Regions from separate parts of the Homo sapiens genome. Here region 1 is linked to region 2. The links are chromatin contacts, found by Hi-C or POLR2A ChIA-PET in ENCODE. All regions are on one chromosome and are shown on one strand. The core of a region is the stretch at or near the end of the contact, and the rest is flanking DNA. Distances in the headings are between cores, read along the strand shown. Region 1 holds the start of SORBS2-AS1 (SORBS2 antisense RNA 1). Region 2 overlaps SNX25 (sorting nexin 25).

The links. Hi-C counts contacts between places; a loop is a spot of excess contacts on that map. ChIA-PET counts read pairs that join two places held with the same protein, here RNA polymerase II (POLR2A). Pooled maps may share reads with other maps.
Region 1: a loop to region 2 is called in a map of endothelial cell of umbilical vein, with 2.5 times the contacts of the local background. The contact joins the promoter of SORBS2-AS1 here to the enhancer-like site in region 2. A Hi-C loop is called at or near these places in 1 of 168 maps with a recorded cell type or tissue (endothelial cell of umbilical vein), 1 of 37 single-sample maps with no recorded cell type and 7 of 50 pooled maps. POLR2A ChIA-PET finds 5 or more read pairs at or near these places in 1 of 52 experiments (PC-3).

Annotation. Positions count from the first base shown.
Region 1 is chr4:185,583,175-185,589,923 of GRCh38, reverse strand. It overlaps SORBS2-AS1 (SORBS2 antisense RNA 1), which reads right to left and starts at 1,999. Exons shown (of 4, transcript NR_186082.1): 1 at 1,734-1,999; 2 at 695-770. SORBS2 (sorbin and SH3 domain containing 2) reads left to right here. Exons shown (of 27, transcript NM_001395207.1): 26 at 139-245; 27 at 2,236-4,401. The coding sequence ends at 2,297. RefSeq lists enhancers at 2,345-2,424, 1,703-2,902.
Region 2 is chr4:185,343,993-185,350,799 of GRCh38, reverse strand. It overlaps SNX25 (sorting nexin 25), which reads right to left. Exons shown (of 19, transcript NM_001378034.2): 13 at 4,150-4,263. Among named protein-coding and RNA genes, the nearest start is that of LRP2BP, 49 kb to the left of the region's middle. Within about 2 kb of position 5,444, at least 3 of the 41 ENCODE cell types and tissues checked have a DNase peak (open chromatin) inside an H3K27ac peak, as active enhancers do; they include endothelial cell of umbilical vein, where a contact is called at or near this core.

The sequences.
Region 1 (6,749 bases), core at 750-3,249, 240 kb before region 2:
ATGCTTACCAGGCTTGTACCACCCAACAGAATGTTGTTAAGAATAGGAATGTTAAAGGAAGAATGAATATTGTTCTATCTTCTATATTTCATGAAGGTGTCAAGATGTTTTTAAACACATTCCCTTGTCCTGTTTAAGGTTTCAGGCTCTGTATAACTATACTCCCAGGAATGAAGATGAGCTGGAGCTCAGAGAAAGTGATGTCATTGATGTCATGGAAAAGTGTGATGACGGCTGGTTTGTGGGTATGTGCGCTTCTTCCTCAGGCACCTTCGGCTATTTTGTAATTTGCTTGAGTTTGCTCACTCCCGTGGTTTGCTGTGATGGCCGAGCTTCCTTTGAATTCGTAATGCCTTTGATCTTTCAGACATTCATATGCACAATGTAATCCCAAGGCTATTGCATTTTTAATATAGTTTAGTATTCACTGCTTCAGCTATGTGTGATTTTCTGCGAGCTTTATTTCCAACTCAACTGAGAGAAGACAATTTCTTTAAATAGCAAAAACCAGGAAAGATTGAGATCTAAGAACAACAACAACAAATGGTCCCCAGAAGAGAAATATCAACGCTCTGTGCTGTGGAAAATGTTAGTTGTCCACAGTGAGAATCTAATTTCAGAGGGAGTGAGATTAAGTGAACAGCTCTCCCGTTTCCTAGGTCTGACGTAGATGCCCGAACATTCAGTGACTCACCTTAACTTTAGTTTGTGGTGGAAGCAGAGAGACGTTCCATTCTTCCCACTTAAAAGGCAACTTCATCTTTACCATCCTAAAAAAAAAGACGAGAGGTCTTCTGGGAAAACATTTGTAGACAAAAGTATTTTACACTGGGCCACAGAAAGAGGTGAAAAGGAAACACAGGCTGCAGGGCAGAGAATGGAAGAGAGGAAAGGTGAGAGGAGAGGAGGGCTCACTCTAGACATCCATCGGTGGCAAAATCATGAAAGAATTGAGGCCCTGGTGCGGCCACAAGCCTCTGATTTTATTTCCATTAAAAGAAGAAAAAAAGGCCGGGTGCGGTGGCTCATGCCTGTAATTCTAGCACTTTGGGAGGCCGAGGCGGGTGGATTACCTGAGGCCAGGAGTTCGAGGCCAGCCTGGTCAACATGGTGAAACCCCGTATCTACCAAAAGTACAATAATCAGCTGGGCTTGGTGGCAGGTGCCTGTAATCCCAGCCACTCAGGAGGCTAAGGCAGGAGAATTGCTTGAACCCAAGAGGCAGAGGTTGCAGTGAGCCGAGATCATGCCACTGCACTCCAGCCTGGGCGACAAGAGCGAAACTCCATCTCAAAAACAAGGAGGAGGAGGAGGAGGGAGGAGGAGGAGGGAGGAGAAACGTAAAATGGCTTGCCTAGCCAAGGAAAAAGAAAAACAGCCATCAAACCAAGGCAGTAAGTGCCAGGATATAGGAGACAGATGAAGCTTGAGAGACCCTTATCCGGTCCATCTGCGCTGCCTAAAGAAGAATTTAGCAATTTAGTGCACCAACTTTTACAAGAAGTGTCCAAGGAATTACATTATTTGAAACCAGAGGCGAACATAATTATGATAGCCATTTGTGCGTGTGGTTAAACACACACCATGTTAAAAATCATGCCACTGATAGAACTCCCACACACAAATAGTGCTTAATCCTTTTTTTCATTAATGATTTGTAAATTGTTGAAAAATTGTATACTCGATGAAGGACTCTGGCAGTGCTGTTTTTAAATAAATGATGTGGCACTGACCATGATCTTCTGTAAGATGATAAAACTGTTGGAACAGCGACAGCCTGCCACAGATGATGTCTTCATGTCGCACCTGTGTTGCGCGGGTTGCTGGTCCCTGAGAAGCTTTGCTCTTAGGATTTTCCACTCACCCTGTCACCTGTCAGCCTCGCCTTGATCCCTCACCCCCGACTCTGGTGTGGCAGCCTCAGTGACTGAGCTCCTCCGCCCCCCTCCTCAGCAGGGCTGACTTTCCCTTTAGCTTGGGAGGCTCAGCATTTCTGTTTAGCCTGCCGCGATGGCAGCGCAGCATTTATGCCGGAGGGGCAGTGAGAGCGTCAGGCAACCAGCTAACACTGCTTATTTTGTCTGCCTATGGGCTTCATGTGAGTTGCCTGCCTTCTTTTCCAAACCCCTCGGGGCTTGCTGTCTTCCGAGGCCTTGTAAATGGGAAGTATTCAAGCCCATGTGTATGAACTGATATCGTTGTCACCCCCCTTTCATGACTCGCTTCTATTTTCAGGGACCTCAAGAAGAACCAAATTCTTTGGTACTTTCCCCGGAAACTACGTCAAGAGGCTGTGAATTGCGCTCCCTCCTTCTGTAGAGGCCGCCTGCCAGCCATGCACCTGCGTCAACGCGCCTGAAACACCCCGCGGGCCTCCCGTTGTCATGCCTTACGGTTTCCAATGCGCCGTCACCATCTCCACCTGCCACCAAACCACCAGCAGAGTAGCCGCCGCTGCTGTGAGCCTGGGGACGACATGGCAGGCTGGTCCCCCTCCGTGAAAGTGTGGATTCCTACTTCCTGCTCTAAGCTTTGACACGTCAAAATGTGGGATCAGAAAGAAAAAAATCATGATATTTAAAAATGGTCAAATATTTGAGGCAAAAAAAAAAAAAAAAAGTGTCTCCAGGAGGCTGTCCAGCCTCGTGGCTCCATTTCAACATCTCCCCCCAGGCGATGTTCTCCCCCAAGACGACCAGAAAATTGTTTATTGGGGAATGCTGTGGTTTGCATTTTCATATTCTTCGCTTGGCAGTGTGTATTCTTTTCACAAGTTTGCCTAGTGTCTTGGTTTACACAATATGACAACTGTAACTGTACTTTAGCTATTGTTTGCCTGCACATACATGTTGTAATATGCACAGTGATTACAACCTTTAAAGCAAGAGGAGGCGAGTTAATTTGGATGAGTGTGATTTTGCTGATTGAATGTGAGTTTTCAAATAGGAGTCTTTTTCTGCAATTTGTTTGCATTTTTTAGAAGTGCAAACAGTAAGTAAATAAAAGCCTTCGGTAATAATCATGACAATACAAGAGGCTGAGCTAGGCTACAGGGGAAAACTATTGTGTTGTAAAGTTGCATCGCTATTTTATATTAAAATGTAATGATCAGCATCATGAACAATGAGCTCTTAGTGTTTTATTTATCTGAAAAAATGTAAGTAAAAGCAGTGTTAGTGAGAGGTGCAAAGAATTATTCTAACAGACACCTGAAAGTATCTGTAAGCAATACTAGTAGGTAAGATTTCACTGTGTGTACACATACACATTTGAGATTGTATGAGAACATATAATCCATATGATATGTTGTACATTTTATGGAAATGTAATAGAATCTCACACATTATTTTATAGAAATAGAGTACAGAAGCATCACAAGTATTAAAGTTGGTTTTAGCAAGGATTAGGATTACTACAATTATTTTTACTATAATAATTATTTTTCTTCTATGGAACTCAGAATCCTGGCTACATTTGAGGACAGGAATATGTTGAGCCTGATTTTCCTGGTGTGTGTAAAATATTTCCTAGGAATAAATTAGGCACTTTTTAGAAGCAATGTTAAATCATTCAGGTTTTATTTTCTGCCCTGAAGCAGAAATTTAAAAAATGATATTGGGACCTGGAAGGTTTAATATGGTTCACAGTGCCTGAATTACACCTGCTCCGAAAACTAGCTTTGTATTTCTTATGACTTTGCATAAGAACTGTTCATCTTTGGATCTTGAGCACCTTACAGATAAAACTTTTTATGGCATCTCTTTCATGGACAGTGATATTGATCTTTTCACAATGTACGTAGCCTCTAGAATTTTGTACATATGTTTGCTCTTTTTTTGTACAGACTAGTTGTTGAGAAAACAGGGGCGTTTCCTAATTTGGTCTTTATCCTGCGACAACACTTTCAGCAGACTAGCCTCTCCTTATCTCACAGATCACAAGCACCCCTAGATAGTGTGATTCTGTCAGATAGCATTTATGCAAAAATCTATGAAGTTAAAAGATCGTAGAAGCCAAATGAAATGTACATATCTACTGACTGATGACAAGGGAATTTCATTAGGAAGAAGGTAAAGAAACATCGTTGAGTAGCCTACCTTGATTTCTGTCAAGTTCATAACCAGCTTCATATTTTAAAGGCTTCAGGTTTGAAATTAAGTCAACTGCATGCAGCTTTGCTGATAAATGAATAATTCTCTTTGATGCCATTTATGAGAAAAGACTTCAATATCTGTTGCCTGTCATATTTAAGAAAAATTACTGTTTCTACTCTCTGTATCTGATTTTAAAAGAAAAAACTATTCATACCTGGCTTCCAGGTAATTGACTTTGAATTCTTACAAGCAAAGGTCATTGTGTTTTTCTTGAATAGACATCTAATAAATTTTGCTTGGAAGTATACTTCAGTTTTTCTTCTTGACATTTATCTTTATAAAAATTGTGTATTTTATTCCAACTTGTTAAACTAAGAGAAAATGCATTTTGTTGTGTGTTCTTTTAACACAAACATGGAGAAAAGCTGTGTCAGCATCAGCTCAGAGAAGAAATATTTTTAAACCCACCACCAAAGCTCATTTGCTAAACGTTCTTTGGCTAAAAATTGCCCTTCAGTTAAAACAATACATTGTAAAATATTTCTGCCTCAAAACAGCTAGTTTTCCAAGGAGGGGTTAGTTACAAGGAGTTGTAAGCACTTTCCCAGTTCAACACTCTGAAATTTTAAAATCTTTGCCCTAAGCAGCTTCAGCACCATTGGCTCGGCAGCTTCTGCAAATGTCCACAGGCTTTCAGTGAATTTCAAATGATGGGTGGCGGTGGGGTCCCCGCTTTCTGCCACACAAATGGGAAAGAGCCAGCTTGCCTGCTTGGATCTTTTCTCATATACCTTAGTCCCTTCTTGCTCTATGTGTTTTGACCCTTTTCCATATCTATCTCTTAAATATTCAGAAATACGGACATTCCTCTTTTGCCAACTCGGTTATCAAAGATGTCTTGTCACGTTGCTTCCCCTTAACACCCACTCTGGTGCCTTCTATGCCATAGGATAATTCCCACTCTATATTAGCATTCTGCTAAAATGTAATCCCTTTGGGTGAAGAATATACCCCATAATAGTCTTTTGGTCTTGTTTTCATCTGAGTGTGTAAGGGTCATATAACTAGATCCATCTGACCTGTCCATCCAGGTGGGTGGAAGGGCGGAAGGAAGGGACCCTCTGATACTTACATGCCAGATCTTCATCCCTCCTTTAGCTGCATCATCACTAAAGACAAGCAAGTCCTTTTCTTACTTGATTCGATGCAGAAATAACCTATTTGAGTAACTTTTCACAATCATCCACTGCCTGATCTCTCATAGTAGGTGGTTGGTTTGTGTGGCCTGATCATTTCTTCCTGCTGTTTTCCAGATTTTAGCCACAAAGAAAGATATTATTTAAAGAATTATCTGATCACGGCCGGGTGCAGTGGCTTATGCCTGTAATCCCAGCACTTTGGGAGGCCGAGGCGGGCAGATCACCTGAGGTGGGGAGTTCGAGGCCAGCCTAACTAATATGGTGAAACCTGGTCTCTACTAAAAATACGAAAATTAGCTGGGCATGGTGGCGCGCGCCTGTAATGCCAGATACTCAGGAGGCCGAGGCAGGAGAATCGCTTGAACCCAGGAAGCAGAGGTTGCAGTGAGCTGAGATCACGTCATTGCACTCCAGCCTGGGCAACAGAGAGAGACCCTGTCTCAAAAAAAAAAAAAAAAAAAAAAAAGCCACACACAATTATTTGATCAAATAAGACTAAGTATCCTGTCAGCTTCCAGTGCCTGTTTATTTAATTAATTATTTCATCCCCCTCTGCAGATGGTAGCTCTCTAACAGTTCATTCATCACTTATGATTTCAGATTATTTACTCACCATTAATGATTACAGTTAGAATACAAGCAGAGATTGGTGCTATTAATAAGCTGTCCATAGCAGAGATTTCCAAACTGTGGCCTGTGGACAAAATTCAGCTCACGGCCTGCTCCTGCATGGCCTGCAAATTAAGAATGGTTTGTACAGATGAACACTGGCAATCCCCTTGATAAGAGGGAACTCTAACTTTGAACCTCAGTTAAGTAAAACGCTATCTCCCCAGAAAAGGGTTCTTTTCTTTTCATTAGTAGATCTATGTTAGAAAAAAAACTGTGCTCTATTTGTATTATTATATTCCTAAATCAGTAACAATTGGTGGAAATGTGTTTTCTCTTTATTATGTAAGAAAGAACGTACATAATATCCTTAATTTTGCCTCCTAGCTCACAAAACCTAGAGCATTTACTCTCTGTTTCTTTAGAGGAAACGTTTGTGAACGCTTGCCTGTGCCGATTGGTAGCAACACACCTGGAAACTGGAAACTGACCCGAGGGAAAGAAATAGCGAACACCTGCTGTACACCAGGCTGTTCCTCACATGCGTTCCTTATCTTTATGCTCACAAGAAATCTGACAGGAAGTCTGCTTTGTGCCCATTTTAGAGATGAGGGAGCTGAGGCTCTGGGAAGTTAAATAACTTATCCAGACATGTAAGGTATTATACATAATATTTGATTGAAATCGGATTGAGAATCTCACGTGTCTATCTCCCAAGCCTGTCATCTTTCTTCCAAACCATGTAAGCTTGGTGCTAAACACATTGTGGATGAAGCTGTGCACTCAGGGTTGAGCAGCTGCACCCATCCACCTCCTTCCCTCTCCACCATTCTCACAAGCAGGGCTG
Region 2 (6,807 bases), core at 4,195-6,694:
ACTTCTGCCTCCTGGGTTCCAGCAATTCTCCTGCCTCAGCCTCCCAAGTAGCTGGGACTACAGGTGCACACCATCATGACTGGCTAATTTTCGCATTTTTTGGTAGAGATGGGGTTTCACCATATTGGCCAGGCTGATCTCGAGCTCCTGACCTCGTGATCTGCCCGCCTCAGCCTCCCAAAGTGCTGGGATTACAGGCGTGAGCCACCGTGCCTGGCCATATATAACAGTTTCTACCAGCCCTCAAACTGGAAAGTTCCCAAAGTTCTGTATGTACTTACCTGACCTTAGGAGAGAGTAAAGAAGAACATAAATCGAGCTTGTCTATGTACAAGTGCTATGGTAAGACAGCAGAATTAACAATGTGACCACAGAATATTTACACATCTAGTATTATAAGACACTGGGCTTAGGAATATGTAAACCTATAAGAACTGTCAGCCACATAGGGAGATGGAACACTCAGAAGCCAGCTATGCCTCTGATGACAGAGTGTGGGGGAGGTGGAAGTTCAGGTCTAGTTCCAGAGGGGTTGGTCCATGATGGCAACATCCTATTTGTTTAGATGGCTAATGACCTGACGAACGCTATGACCCTCCCTAGAAAAATCACCTCTGAGAGGGCCCAATACTGCCCCGCTGGGGACAAGGGGTCCACGGAACACCATCAGCATTCACGTACCCTGCAGGAGACTGGCCTGGAGGTGGGCAGGCCCTGCCATGGCCATTGAGAAGGAGATTAAGGGGGATGGGCAGTGCCCCTACTGCCCTCCCTGTCCCTGAACCCTGCAGACAGTCTTCATTCGTTTTTCAGAATTAAATGGTCAGTTCAACCTGTATGTGAGGATGGATCAGGAGTAGTGAGATGTTCTCCCCCATCTTGATGTCCTTCACTCATCTACTCTCTAACATTTTACAAAATAGCAGGATATACTAATGGTTAAGTCCCAAACTTAATACAATCAGCATATTAATAGGGAAATCATTACAGATGTAAATCTTTGGCCTTAAATTATATTCAAATGAAGGAAAACAACTCAAACAATTCAACAGCAAAACACACACACACACAATAATCCCATTAAAAAGTGGGCAAAGGACTTGAATAGACACAAATGAAAACATAAAAATGGAAAACAGGTATATGAAAAAATGATCAACCTCATGAATAGGGAAATATAAGTCAAAGCCAGGAGATACCATCTCACACCAGACAAAAGAAAAGAAGTGTTGGCAAGGATATGAAAGAAAAGGGAACCCTTGTACACTGTTGGTGGGATTGTAAATTAGTACAGTCATTATGAAAAAGGGTATGGAGGCTCCTCAAAAAATTAAAAATAGAGCTACCATAAGATCCAGCAATGTCAGTACTGGATATACATCCAAAGGAAATGAAATCAGTATGTCAAAGATATATCTGCATTCCCATTTAAAGCAGCACTATTTATAATAAAGAGGCAAGACATGGCATCAACTTAGGCGTCCAACAGATGACTGGATAGAGAAAACGTGGTATACATACATCAAGCTTGTCCAACCCACAGCCCGCGGGCTACATGCAGCCCAATGCAAATTTGTGAACTTTCTTAAAACATTATGAGAATTTTTTGTGATTTTTTTTAAGCTCATCAGCTGTCGTTAGGGTTAGTGTATTTTATGTGTGGCCCAAGACAATCCTTCTTCTTCCATTGTGGACCAGGGAAGCCAAAAGATCGAACCCCCCGATATACATGATGGAATATTATTCAGCCATAAAGAAGAATGAAATCCTGTCAATTGCAACAACATGAATGAACCTGGAGGACATAAGTTGAGTGAAACAGACTAGGTACAGAAAGACAAATACTGCATGATCCCACTCATCTGTATAATCTGAAAAAAAATTGATATATTAGAGGTACAGAGAGGTGGTTACCAGAGACTGGGGAGGAAAGGATGGGAGAGATTGGTCAGTGGCTAGAAAGTTACAATTTAACAGGAGGAAAAAGTTCTGGTGTTCTGTTGCTCAGTAGGGTGACTATGGCTAACAGTAAAGTATTATATATCAAAAAGGAGCTAGAAGAAAGGTTTTTTAATGTTCTCACCACGAAGAAATGATAAATGTGGCTGGGCACAGTGGCGCACACCTGTAATCCCAGCACTCTGGGAGGCCGAGGCAGATTGGTCACCTGAGGTCAGGAGTTCGAGACCTGCCTGTCCAACATGATGAAACCCCGTCTCTACTAAAGATACAAAAATTAACCAGGTGTGGTGGCATGAGCCTGTCTGTAATCCCAGCTACTTGGGGGGCTGAGGCAGGAGAACTGCTTGAACCCAGGTGGCGGAGGTTGCAGTGAGCTGAGATTGCACCACTGCACTCCAGCCTGGACAAGAGAGCAAGAGTCTGTCTCAAAAAAAAAAATAAAGAAATGATATACATGTATCAAAATGCCAAACTGTACCTCATAAATATGTACAAGTGCAATGTCAATTTAAAGAATTCTTTAAAGGATACAAATATTCAGAACATTTTTTTTCAGTCTCAGAATGTCTAGCTTCTACTGCAGAGGCAAAACATGTTTTATGAGGCAAAGTTCCATGCCTCTGAGAACTTCAGGGCTTTAAGATCCAAAGTGTGATTAACAATTATACTCTGAATATAGATGGTGCAGCAAAGGAAAAAAAAGTGGTTGTTATTGAGGACAGTACACCTTTGGCCTTATTATTTAAAAACAGACTGATAGAAAATAATAAAGTGTTTAAAGGAAATTAAGAAAATATCTTCAGGGCCTTGGAGTAGGCCAAGATTTCTTAATAGGTGCAAAAGGCATTAACCATAAGATAAAAAAAATGATAAAGTGGGCTAAATTAAAATTGAGAACATCTGTTCATTAAAAGCAATCATTAAGTAAAAGGCAATCCATAGAAAGGGGGACAATATTTGTAGCACGTAAGATCTGACAAGGAACTCAGATCCAGAACATGGACAAACCCATAAAACATTATGGAAAGGATGAGCAGCAGCACAATAGAAAAGGAGACACAACAAATGGCCGGGCACAGTGGCTCACGCCTGTAGTCCCAGCACTTTGGGAGGTCGAGGTGGGCAGATCATCTGAGGTTGGGAGTTTGAGACCAACCTGACCAACACGGAGAAACCCCGTCTCTACTAAAAATACAAAAATTAGCCAGGCGTGGTGGCAGGCGCCTGTAATCCCAGCTACTTGGGAGGCTTAGGCAGGAGAATCACTTGAACCCGGGAGGCAGAGGTTACGGTGAGCCAAGATCGCGCCATTGCACTCCAGCCTGGGCAACAAGAGCGAAACTCCGTCTCAAAACAAAACAAAACAAAACAAAACAAAAGAAAACAAAAAAAAACACCAAACCCCCCAAACACAATGAGATACTACTACACCCAAAATGGCTAAGAATAAAAACGCAAAAGATAAGTGTTGGTGAGGATGTGGAGCAATCAGAACCCTTACACACTGCTGGGGAGAGTATAAAACTGCTGTGACCATGAAGAAAAATGGAGAAATCCTAATCTCTGGGCATCAGCCGACAGATATTTGTCAAAAGACAAGTACTAGACGTTTATATAAGCACCCTTTGTAAAAGCCTCAGAGTGGAAAGGAGCCAAAGGCTCATCAACAACGGAATGAATTTGGAATGCAGTGTATTCACACGATGAAAACCTCTCACAGCAACGAAAATGAATCATCTACAACTAAGATGACAGGATGGATGAGTCCTATGAACATAATGAGTGAAAGAAGTCAGAAACGAAGGAATTCACACTATACGGTTCCATTTATATAAAGTTGAAAGACAACTGTAACTGATCTATGGTGCTGGAAGTCGGGACAGCAGTTGCCTTTAGAGGGGCTGCAGCGATGGGAGGAAGCTGGGGGCTGCTGGTGATAACCAGTGCATTGGACTGGGTGCTGGTTACATGGGTGTGTTCAGTTTGTGAAACGGAGACAGTTATACACTTACGTGTATTTTTATATGTGTATTTTCCTTTAATTAAAAAAAACACCCAAGATATTTTTTTAGCATCTAGCATGGCTTGTGAGAACAAAAAGCAAACTACCAAGCTCGTAGAATGATGACAGTTTAACCCTAAATAACTAATTTTTTCTCTCATATCCCACATTTTTCACTTGCTTACCTGTAAAAACTTATTTAATTGATTCTTCGACTTTTCCATAAACTTTTGATCTATAGATTTGAAAGGCAGCTTGCTAAGAGAAGGCAACTGGACTTTTTTTAAAGAAGGGACGCACTGTGGGGGGAAAAAATGAAATGTTAGTATTTTGAAATTACATTTTAATCTTAAAAAAGATTTAGAATAACAATTAGAACAAAACAAATATCCTCCTCCTGTACTTGTTCCTCTGAGGTGAAAACCTACCCATCTTAATGAGGCTCGAAGAATTGGGAGGAACGGAAACTTTGATGGAAAAAACTAAAGCACATCCCCAAACCTACAGATCCCCGGGAGCTGGGAAGTCACAAGGCCAGGCTGGTACGAGGGATCTGCACACCACGCAGGGTGGCACATGATGTGACAAATGGAAACCTGGCTCACAGAAAGTTTTTCAACTAGAAGGTGTTGTGTTTTTAACATCTCTGTAAAAAGCTAAAGTTAACAATAGAAAATGGCCGGGCGTGGTGGCTCACGCCTGTAATCCCAACACTTTGGGAGGCCAAGGAAGCTGGATCACATGAGGTCAGGAGTTCAAGACCAGCCTGATCAACATGGTGAAACCCTGCCTCTACTAAAAATACAAAAAATTAGCCTGGCGTGATGGCACATGCTTGTAATCCCAGCTACTGGGGAGGCTGAGGCAGGAGAATCGTTTGAACCCAGGAGGTGGAGGCTGCAGTGAGCTGATGTTGCACCACTGCACTTGGGCCTGGGAGACAGAGTGAGACCCAGTCAAAAAAAAATAAAAAGAAAAGAAAACAATGGGAACAAAGAAAACTTGGGTTGTAGCTCTATTACTGCATTTCTTTCCTTTTTTTTTTTGAAACAGGGTCTCAGTCTGCCACCCAGGCTGAGTGCAGTGGCGTGATCATGGCTCATGGCAGCCTTGATCTCCCAGGCTCAAGCGATTCTCCCACTTCAGCCTCCCAAGTAGCTGGGACTACAAGCATGCACCACCATGCCTGGCTAATTTTTAAATTTTTTGTAGAGGCGAAGTCTATGTTGTCCAGGCCAGTCTCAAACTCCTGGATACAAGCGATCCTCCTGCCTCAGCCTCCCAAAGTGCTGGAATTACAGGCATGAGTCACCACTCCTGGCCTTATTACTGCCTCTCAGTGGCAAACTGTAGATTGTAAGTATATTAACAAAATATATTCATAGTACGAAGAGCGCACCCTTTGTGGATTAAGTCCTCCCTTCTACCAGACACTGTGCTAGAAGCATAGCATGTGTTATTTCATGCTTACAACAGCTCTGTGAAATTTCAGAGAAATGAAACAGGCAGTGAGAGTTGGAAGGGAAGACTAAAATCACTAAGTACCCAAAAAGGTACTTCCTGTCACAGCTGTCGACAGGAAGGGTTCTCACAACAGGAAAACTCACACCGTAGGAAAGGGCAGGGGTAAGAGAATAGCCCAGCCATCAGTCCACAGACGAGGAAAGATGACAAAGAGGACGGGCATGGACTTTCATGTTTGTTTCTTTTAATGCTTCCATCTAATTGTTTTGATTGTCTAAGTAAATTCTACCTTCCAAAGACATTTCATTTCAAAATTTTCCCTCAACTCTTTTTCCTCCTGTTTTGATACAAACTTTGGTTTCACAATAGTTTTTCCACAGAGAAAACAACACATTTTTCTGTAGTATCAATTTTACTCAACAACTCTGGGGAAAATTCATTGTTATACTGAGACAAATTTTTGCTTTCCACAGTGCTAAGGTGACCAAAGGCCATCTGAGAAATGTAGCATGCATGACATTCAGTTTGGGTCACTATCCTTAAAAAGCAGTTGAAGAAATTATAGTATGTAGTGATGAAAACAGGTTAAAAAATCACTCTGGAGACAAGGTTAAAGAAAAGAGACACATTTCATTCATAGAAGAGGAGTCTGAGAGGTGCCCATGAGGTTTTGTAAAGGAGCAGCGTGGCTTCAAACCGTGTTTTCAAACTTTGTTTTCCTTCCTCCTTCCTCCTTAATCTCAAGATGTAACTTTGAGACAGGCTGCGTATGTGTTTCCTTTCATTCTGAAATACAGCCTGGGCATCTGCTGTGAACCTCCACTCCCTTTCTTTCCCCATCCCGTGCTCCCATGCTTTATGCACACTGATTTACCCACATGCTTGTTAAGCGCACACCACGCTCCTTATCTGGTCATCTATTTCCTTAGAAGCTTCAAGGGCCAGATCCTGATACGGACCAGACACCTCTGGCCACAGTGGCGCCGGATGCTTCACCAGATGGAACAATAATTCAAGACGAGCCATCAGGGCAGATCACACCATCTGACACTCCCTAGACCTGCTGCCTCTTCTGCATTCCAAACCCTCTCTTTAAAATCCCCTGGGTTCCCTCCACAGTTGAAGGCTGGAAATTTTTATTTTTATTTTTTGGAATGGAATCCTGCTCTGTTGCCAAGGCTGGAGTGGAGTGATATGATCCTGACTCACTGCAACCTCCGCCTCCCAGGTTCAAGTGATTCTTTTGCCTCAGCCTCTTGAGAAACTGAGACTACAAGCGTGCACCACCACACCCAACTAATTTTTTGTATTTTTAGTAGAGATGGGGGTTTCACCATGTTGGCCTGGCTGGTCTCGAACTCCTGACCTCAAGGGACCCG